Linked DNA regions of Mus musculus: region 1 is linked to region 2. A link is a contact called in ENCODE Hi-C or POLR2A ChIA-PET data. All regions are on one chromosome and are shown on one strand. Each heading gives the region's core, a stretch centred on a gene start or an enhancer-like site at or near the end of the contact. The rest is flanking DNA. Distances are from core to core; before and after follow the strand shown.

Region 1 (3,995 bases), core at 482-2,981, 110 kb after region 2:
AGCCTACCACTTTCATGAAATACCAGCGCAGGAGCTGTCCACGGTGGCGACACCTCTTCTTCAGACTCCCAAGAAGCTCAGCAGTGATGTCGCCTCAGCCATGGGCCCAAAGCAGGGAAAGGGAGGTGAAAAATGCCTCCAGTCCCTGAGCAAAAAAACCCACCAATCCCTGAGCTTCCCACAAACCCCCACCAATCCCAGAATAGGAAACCTCACCAATCTCTGAGCTCTCCAAGCTCAGGACTTGAAATCCCACCAATCCTCAACCTGGAAATCTCTGCCCTGAAAAGCTCCATCCATAAGAAATCCTATATAAGCCCTGCCCTTTGTTCAACAGCCTTGCTGTCTGCTCCTGGAAGCAGAGGCAGCCACTCCTGGATTTGTCCCCTCTCTCCCTGGACCCTCCCTATTTTGTTTTTTTTTTTGTTTTTGTTTTTTTTTAAATGAGATTTGATTCCTGATGTGATGTTTTTGTTTTTGTTTTTGTTTTTTAGCATCAGAAGAAGCAAAGAAGCAATGAAGAGAAGTGGAGCGGGGCTGAGGCTCCAGAGCTCAGCTGGGTATACCCTTCCCTGGGAGCTGCAGTGCCTCTTGCTGAGGAGGCTTCCTCTCAGAGCTATGTGGTTCCTGGGCTCCTGTGTCTCAGGACGCTCTTCTATTGGGACACTGTCCTACCTCTGAGCTGTGTGGTTCCTAGGCTACCATGTCTACCATTGGGACACTCTCTCTGCTAAGAGTTGTGCGGTTCTTGGGGTTCCACACCTTCCTAGAAGGAACATTTATAGCTTCTAATCTTAAAATAGACTCAGGCTGGTCCATCACATGGAGAAGTTCAAGGGAGATCAAATGGATACCGGGCACCATTTGACGGATTAGAAAAGCTAGGTCACCACTGGCCTGCAGCCTAGCACACTGAACGTCATCAAACACGTATTCATTAAGGACTTTGCACTGTGATACAGTGCAAAGATGTGAACAACAACAAAACTGTGCCTATACTTAGCCAGCCCAGGCTGGAAGGGTGTGGACTGAACTGGGATTGCTTTGTCTGAGTGCACAGAAAGCATCAGGAGATGGAAAACCCTCCCAATGTAGACATTTCCAAGTGGCCTGTGAAAGAAAGTGAGAGGCATTCTCCCCTGTGCCTAGTTAAGGTGACCTCTTTATCCGTTGGACAATGTCATTTACAAAGGTGGCAGTTTGCGTTGGTGACATCTCTGGGGGCAAGGCCTTTGGGAATATCACTAGGCAGTGCACATTTATCTCAGGAAACATTCTGATGTAGTTTTCTAAAAATACGGGTAAGGTTCCCACAAGGGGTCCTTCTTATCGTTATTGTGGCACCTTTTGTCTGCAGTCCTAGGCGGTGAGCATGACTGCACCGCTGTGAGGGGCAGGGTTCGGAGAGGGGTGGGCGAGCACGTACCAGGCACCGTTTATCGGGTTAGAAAATCTAGGTCACCACTGGCCTGCAGCCTAGCATACTGAATGTCACAGAACACATTCGTTAAGGAACCATAAATGCCTTTCCCAACGTCGCTCTGTCAAATGTGCTAATGACCAAACTAACAGGAACAAAATCCTCCAGCAGCACTGGCCGCGGGTTCCAGCACAAAGAGCTAGAAGCTCCTCTGGTTGTGTAATCTGCGTCACTTGCGTACCCTGCCAGCCGCAGCGCGTCCCTTAAAAACAACTTTTTCTGCGTCGCACCACTCCCCGCCCCTTCCGGCCTTTCGCAGGTTCCGGGTCGGCTGGGCCTGCGCCAGAAACCGAGTTGCGTGTTCTGTTTGTTTGGGGGATGCTGGATTCTTCTGGAACCGCCCGCGGTTAGTGGCCACGCCCTCAGCCCCAGGCACTGCTCTGAGTGCAGTTAACAGACAGAACGCTTTAACCGGTAACAATCGCGGCCGGTGAGGTGGGTGCTGCCTTGGTGGCCAGGAGACATTAGGATTGGATTTCCTATCCCACAATCACAGCCTCTTGGTATACATAACAACAAGGGTTCCGCTAGTGTGATAGATTATTTTAAAAGAGCAGCCGTAGAGAAAAAGGCGGAAAAAGTTTTGGTCTTGTTTATTCTCGGTGAGGGAGCATTTGTCACAAGATATGCAAATGGCAAAAATGCCTACAAAGGAAGAAGGATGCGGCCCCTTATTGGGGTCAGAAATGGGTGGAAATGACTTCAGTAGTCCCCAAAGGAAGCTGGGAAGTGTAGTCTCCCAGCAGGAACTTATCCGTGGCTTTTGTCACTTTGGCTATGTGAGCTCAGAAGATGGCGGAGTGTTGTTTAAAACATCCTCCACTGTTGTGCCAGGGAAAAGTTAGTGACCCCCCCCCCCCCCCCGCCAAACACACACACACACACACACACACACAGGAGCTGATCTGATGCAACTCACAGCAGGGTCTTTATTCTATTCGAGCTAGCTCAAGCCCCCCCAATGCACCACCCTCACACAGGACGGTTTTGGTGGGGGAGGAGCCCCGAATGTCTATGTGGCAAGGCTTTATAGTAAGCACCAAACATGGAATACGAATGCGAGCATCTAAATGGAAAGCTACTTTGGCCTTTAATATAACTGGCTGGTGCTGGGAGTCACATCATAAACTTAACTTCTGCTCCCCTCTGCATGGGTGGTCATTAGGCAAGGGTTGGGCTTGCAACCTGGGGTGCAGGTTTGTTGGGGGAATAACCAGGAGATACTGGTCTTGTTAGGGGTGTAACTTGGAAACTCTGCTCTTGTTGGGGATTAGCCTAGAGACGAGCTAGGCTCAGGTTTTGTTGTGGGGACAACTTGGATACTAATGCTAGATACCGGCCTGTAGTCTACCTGAGTTCAAGCTTAGGTCAGATTCTCTAAAATGGAGTCTGAATTTAAAAGCTTTGGCATCTCACACTGACTGGCTTAAATTCTCTGGTTGTGTGGGAGACTAGAGCTCCTTCTTCCCCAGGTGTAGGAATGTGAGAGGAGAGGAGGCTGGCAAGCTTGCACAGAGTGGGACTGTGGAATGCCCCTGGATGTATGTTTGTGCGGTGTAACAGGGTAGAATTAGGGAGCCAGGTCCCATCTGGGCATGCTCCTGAAAAGGACTGACAAAATAGTCAAGAGAAAGTTCTAATCTAATCAGCCAACACAGGGTACATGCTGAGGCATCTCCTAGTCCAGGTGAACAGATGCCAAAAATTACTCATCTGCAGGTTGCTGGTTTTACAGCTATGTGGCTTCTCTGGGGGACGCATAGGCTTTGGACTGTGGACAGTTATCATTTCCCACGACCTCCCTTCATTGGCTTGCACGCCTGCAGGCCATTCTGTTTCCTCGTCTGTCAGGAAAAATAAGATTCCTTGCTATTTTCACGCACCCCAAACCTTTCCCGTGTGTCTTACCTCGTATTTCACCTCTTTCCTGTGGTGTGTTTTACTCCTGTTTGCCTGGGCCCCTGTACTCCATCTGAGAAACACTTCCAAGTCTTTCCCTCCTCTACCCCTCCAGCATTCCAGTATTCTCAGCGCTCCAGTGGACCTGCCAAAGGTGTTGTACCTACGAGTTCTATAACCATTAGGACTGGATTTTCAGAAAAACAAACGACAAACTAGAAACAAGTACTGAACACAAACCTTTTTCTTGTTTTGAGTCTTGAAGCAATACAGTGTTTTCAACTTCGTTGGTGATACAGAACGGGGAGGCAGGCGTGTGGGTTCTGTACAGTGTCCCTTGATCTGTGTCTTTGGTGTCTGAGGAGGTCCTGGAGTAAGTCCCCTCTACCTCTGCCACGCTTCTCGCTGCAGGGCCATGACTGAAGCTATCGCTCTGTAAATTCTCTCCTCTTGCTTTCCCCAGAATCCCTTTCTAATGTTTTCCTGTGCTTCTCCCATTGTGTTTCAGTTATCACGGGGCCTGTCCCATCTCTGTCCGCTCCATGTTGTCAGCCGTATCTAGGCAGCCACCCTCTACTCCTAGAGCTCATCATTCCTGAAGATCTGTTCCAAAAGA
Region 2 (3,834 bases), core at 840-3,339:
CCAGGGTAAGTACAGGGACCACTTAATTCTCTGGACCAAGATGGGGAGAGGGAAGCTACACGTGGACCCTTCAGCCCCTAGGGCAGTAGCTAGTGAAATGAGAGCCAGCCCTGGAGGACCAGTAACACTTTAGGGATACGGGGGTGGGAGGAGGTGAACAAGGGCTATTGCAGAGGTAGTAAATGACTCTGACTTCCTCTCCCTAAACCCCTACCTCAAAGACTCACAACCCCCATAGGACTAACCGGGCGAGAACAACCCCCACACCAGGCCAGGACACTCCCCGATTTTTGCACTTCTCAGCTCCACTTCCAACCGGTTCTCTGCCCCTCCTTTAGCAGGCTCCCCTCCCCCTTCCCTGGCAGCCTTCCCTCTGCCCCTCCCCTCTCGCTGCCTTCCGCCCTCTCTCCCCACCAAATCTGGCAGCCTTTTGGGGCTCCTCCTCTTGCCCCGCCCCTTTGGCTCCTCCCTTGCGCGCACCCGTCGGGTCAACCCCCAGGGGCCCCCTTCGAGTCGGCCCTCAGCAGCTACGGCCTCTCCCGACCCTCCTCTACCAGCAGTCTTGGGCAGCGCTCCCCTCCCCCTTCCTCCTGTGCCCGCCCGCCTAGTTCTCCGCACGCCACCCCCTCCCCAGGCTGCACACTCCCTCCCTTCCTTCCCCCTCCTCTTTTCCTTCCTCCCCCCCCCCACTCCCGCCCTCCCCTTCTCAGCTGCTCTCCCCCATCCGCTTGCCCCTCCCCTCTCCTCCCCCACTCGGGTTTCTTTTCCTTCTTTCCTCTCCTCAGTTCCCTCCCCCTCCCCCACACCAGCCTCCCCTCTGCTTCCCTCCCTCCCGCTGCTCTCCTTCCCCCCTCAGCGGCCCCCGCCTCCCTTCCCCCTCTGCCTACCCTGCAAGCTCCGGCTCCGCTTCTCTCCCCTCCCGGTCCCCAGCCTTGTTCTTCCCCTCCCCCTCCTAGTCCGCTCCCTAGCTTCCAGGTCTCACGCCCCCCATCTTGGGGGGGGGAATCCAAGCTAACCCCACATTCTCTGGACCTACTCCCTCGTTCTGCCCCTCCCCATACCCCTTTCTTCCCAACACACCTCCCTCTCAGCAGCCCCCTTGCCCATTTCTGCTCCCCACTGACTTCACGCCCTCTCCGGAGTTTTCCTTCTGACTAGACTCCCCCCAATCCCCGCCCCTGTTAGAGCTCCGGAGTCACTCCGGGTCCCGGCCCCCTGCCCTGCTCTAGGCTCACCTGTCAGCGTCCTTCGCTCCCGACCAGCCCCATCCCTGAGCCCGTTTCCTGCCCTTTCGCACTGGACCCTTCCTCTATCCCGAGGAACCCTACTCCCGCTCCTGGGGATCCTCCCCGCAGGCCCCTCCCGCCCTCTTCCCACCTGCTCCCACCGGGCCTCCCCGAGTCCTTGCCCTCCCCTCCAGTTTCCTAGTCTCCCCATCTGCGCCAGGACCCTCCCTCCTGACTCCCTTCCCTCCTGGTCTGACCCCCCCCCTCCCCCACACTCGCGTCTGCGCGCCCCTTCCCTCGGGGTTGTCACCTGCCGTGGGTCGGCAGGGCTTGTAAAGCTCCGTTTGGGTGGCGGGGGAGACGCCTGCCCGGGAGTCTCGGGTGTCCTTACCTGGCGGGCTCCTGCGGCTACGTGCCGCGGCCCGCTTCGGGGACCCAGGCGCTCGGGCCTCCGGTCCCGGGCGGCCGTTTGCACAATGGCGCCGGCTGCCTGCAGCTTGGGTGCGGGCTGCCCGAAAGACTCCGGGACTGACAGCCCTGAAACTTCGCGGGGAGGGGAAGGAAAGACGCGGAGGGAGAGGGTGTGGGGCAGCGTTGCGGGTGATCGGGGGGAGGAACCCGGGAAGCGGGAACACTGCTCCGGGGCACAGGCTAAAGCGGAGGGTCTTCGAGAGACCTGCCGCGGGAGGGTGCACTAATGGGCTTGGGTGCAGGTGACGGTCTGAGGGCAAGATGCCCGGAGTGTGGAGATGGAAAGTGGGAGCTTAGGACCGAGGAAGGGCAGAGGGGAGAGGAAGGAGAAGAAGAGGCTAGAAGGAAGGGCACTCGGGCTAGAAGGGAGGGTGCTCACAGCCTAGGAGGGAGGAGCTGGAGAAAGGTGGAGCGCGGAACGGGGTGGTGGTGGTAGTAGTGAAGAGTTGGGGGGAGTAGGGAGAGGAGGGGGCGTGTTTGGGGAGGAGAGCAATGTGTGTATGGCTGTCTTTAAAATCGCCAGTGGCAGCCGAGTAAGTGGTAGCGCCGCGGTCCCGCGGGAGACTGTCTGGCCAGCAGAGATTGGGAGAATCGGTCAAAAAACTCTCCACCAGGATCCACCCAGACCGGAGGACGCGATCCAAGTCTCACCGCGGAGACTGAGGATTAAGAACCAATCTAAGAGGGCAGAGAGAGGGCTCTCAAAGTAGAAAATGGGGAAAAAGGAACCAAGTCCCCGACTGAGACCGCTGGACAGGCATGGAAACTGCAGGGGGTGAGGTGGGGCGGGGCTGGGCGGGGGCGGGGGAGTGTTGTCCGTGGGTAAGAAAACCTCCTGGCGTTAGGTGTGGATCTCTCCCCAGACTTCCACCATTTCTGCTCATGGGTGCAGGTACTCCTAAGCCATCCCCCTCTGCTCTTCAGACACCCTCACCCAGCCCTGGAATTAAAATCTAGGCTGGATATTCCATGCCCTGTGATTTTTCTTCAAACTCCCATGGGCTCCCATTTCCGCCTGCCTGCCCCTGTAGGGAAAAGGGCAGATCCAAGTTACATTTCTCCCCAGTCCAAGCTTCCCTTGTCAGCCAAGTTGCAGAACAGAGCTGCTGGGAGAGAGTCTGGGAAGAGGAGGCCATTAAATGGCCCTCTTGGATAGGACACGGTCCCTGACAATGGCACCCTGACACAAGGATAGTGACACCTGTGGAATCAGGGCAGTGACCCAAGGCTAGCCTTATAAGATGGAGCAGGGATGTCCTCAACATTTACAGATAGTTAGAGTGAAATCTGGAGCAATGGAGACCGACCTGAAGGATCAGGAGGTCCTGTGACTCAAGATGCAAAAGGCTCTTTTAATAACTGGCTGCTTCACTGAGTAAAGATGGCTAGGAGCAGAGTTTGTGTCCCTCTCTGTGTGCAAGAATGGGCTTTGAGAACTGCAGTCCACGTATGTAGGATATGCAGGAACAGTGGCCAGGTGAGAATGTTAGAGAAGTTAGAAGGACACTGTGCCCAGAATAGATGCTGACCCTTCCCCAGGACTGCTCAACTCCCAGGCACCAACCCTAGATATCTGGAAGCAACTGGGGAAACTCATACTGGCCCTATTTTGGTCCCAGGCCCAATAGTAGGCCCAGAGGAAGGAACCCCCAGGCCAGGTGGGGTGCACCAGGTGGGGTGACCATGCAGGATGCCCAGTGGGACCTCATTTCATTATGAAATAGAAGGATTCAGAGTTTCCGGTCCAGCCGCATTCCAGCCCAGTGGCCTTGGAGGCCTACTGGTGACCAGGATGTAACCAGGATTTGCCTGTGGAGCCTGCAGCTGCCTCCTCTAAACCAGACGGATGCTGGGATTATTCTATCCGGCTTAACACTGCTCCATCCAGGGGCAGGGGGAACAAGCTCCCCCCGCCCCCGCTCTTATTCCACCCTTCTCTCCTTCCCATCTTCCTGGATCCTTTCAGTGTTTGAATGCTTTGGGGCCCTCAGAAAAACCACAGGTGACCAAATGGCCCCAACCACCTCATACAGATACCCTCAAAAGACTGACTTCACTGAGCGAAGGGTTTACGGTTCCATATTGTCTCCACATAACTTGGGTGTTTTCTCTTCCTGTGCACCTGAGCTGAGGGGAC

The links. A loop is a pair of places that touch in the nucleus more often than their neighbours do. ChIA-PET counts read pairs that join two places held with the same protein, here RNA polymerase II (POLR2A).
Region 1: a loop to region 2 is called in a map of left cerebral cortex, with 12 times the contacts of the local background. The contact joins the promoter of Lrrc61 here to the promoter of Zfp467 in region 2. A Hi-C loop is called at or near these places in 3 of 37 maps with a recorded cell type or tissue (heart and left cerebral cortex). POLR2A ChIA-PET finds 5 or more read pairs at or near these places in 1 of 5 experiments (Patski).

What each region holds. Positions count from the first base shown.
Region 1 is chr6:48,553,068-48,557,062 of GRCm38, forward strand. It overlaps Lrrc61 (leucine rich repeat containing 61), which reads left to right and starts at 1,732. Exons shown (of 3, transcript NM_177736.3): 1 at 1,732-1,915; 2 at 3,888-3,995.
Region 2 is chr6:48,443,736-48,447,569 of GRCm38, forward strand. It overlaps Zfp467 (zinc finger protein 467), which reads right to left and starts at 2,090. Exons shown (of 5, transcript NM_020589.2): 1 at 1,618-2,090. It also overlaps a transcript of Sspo not described here.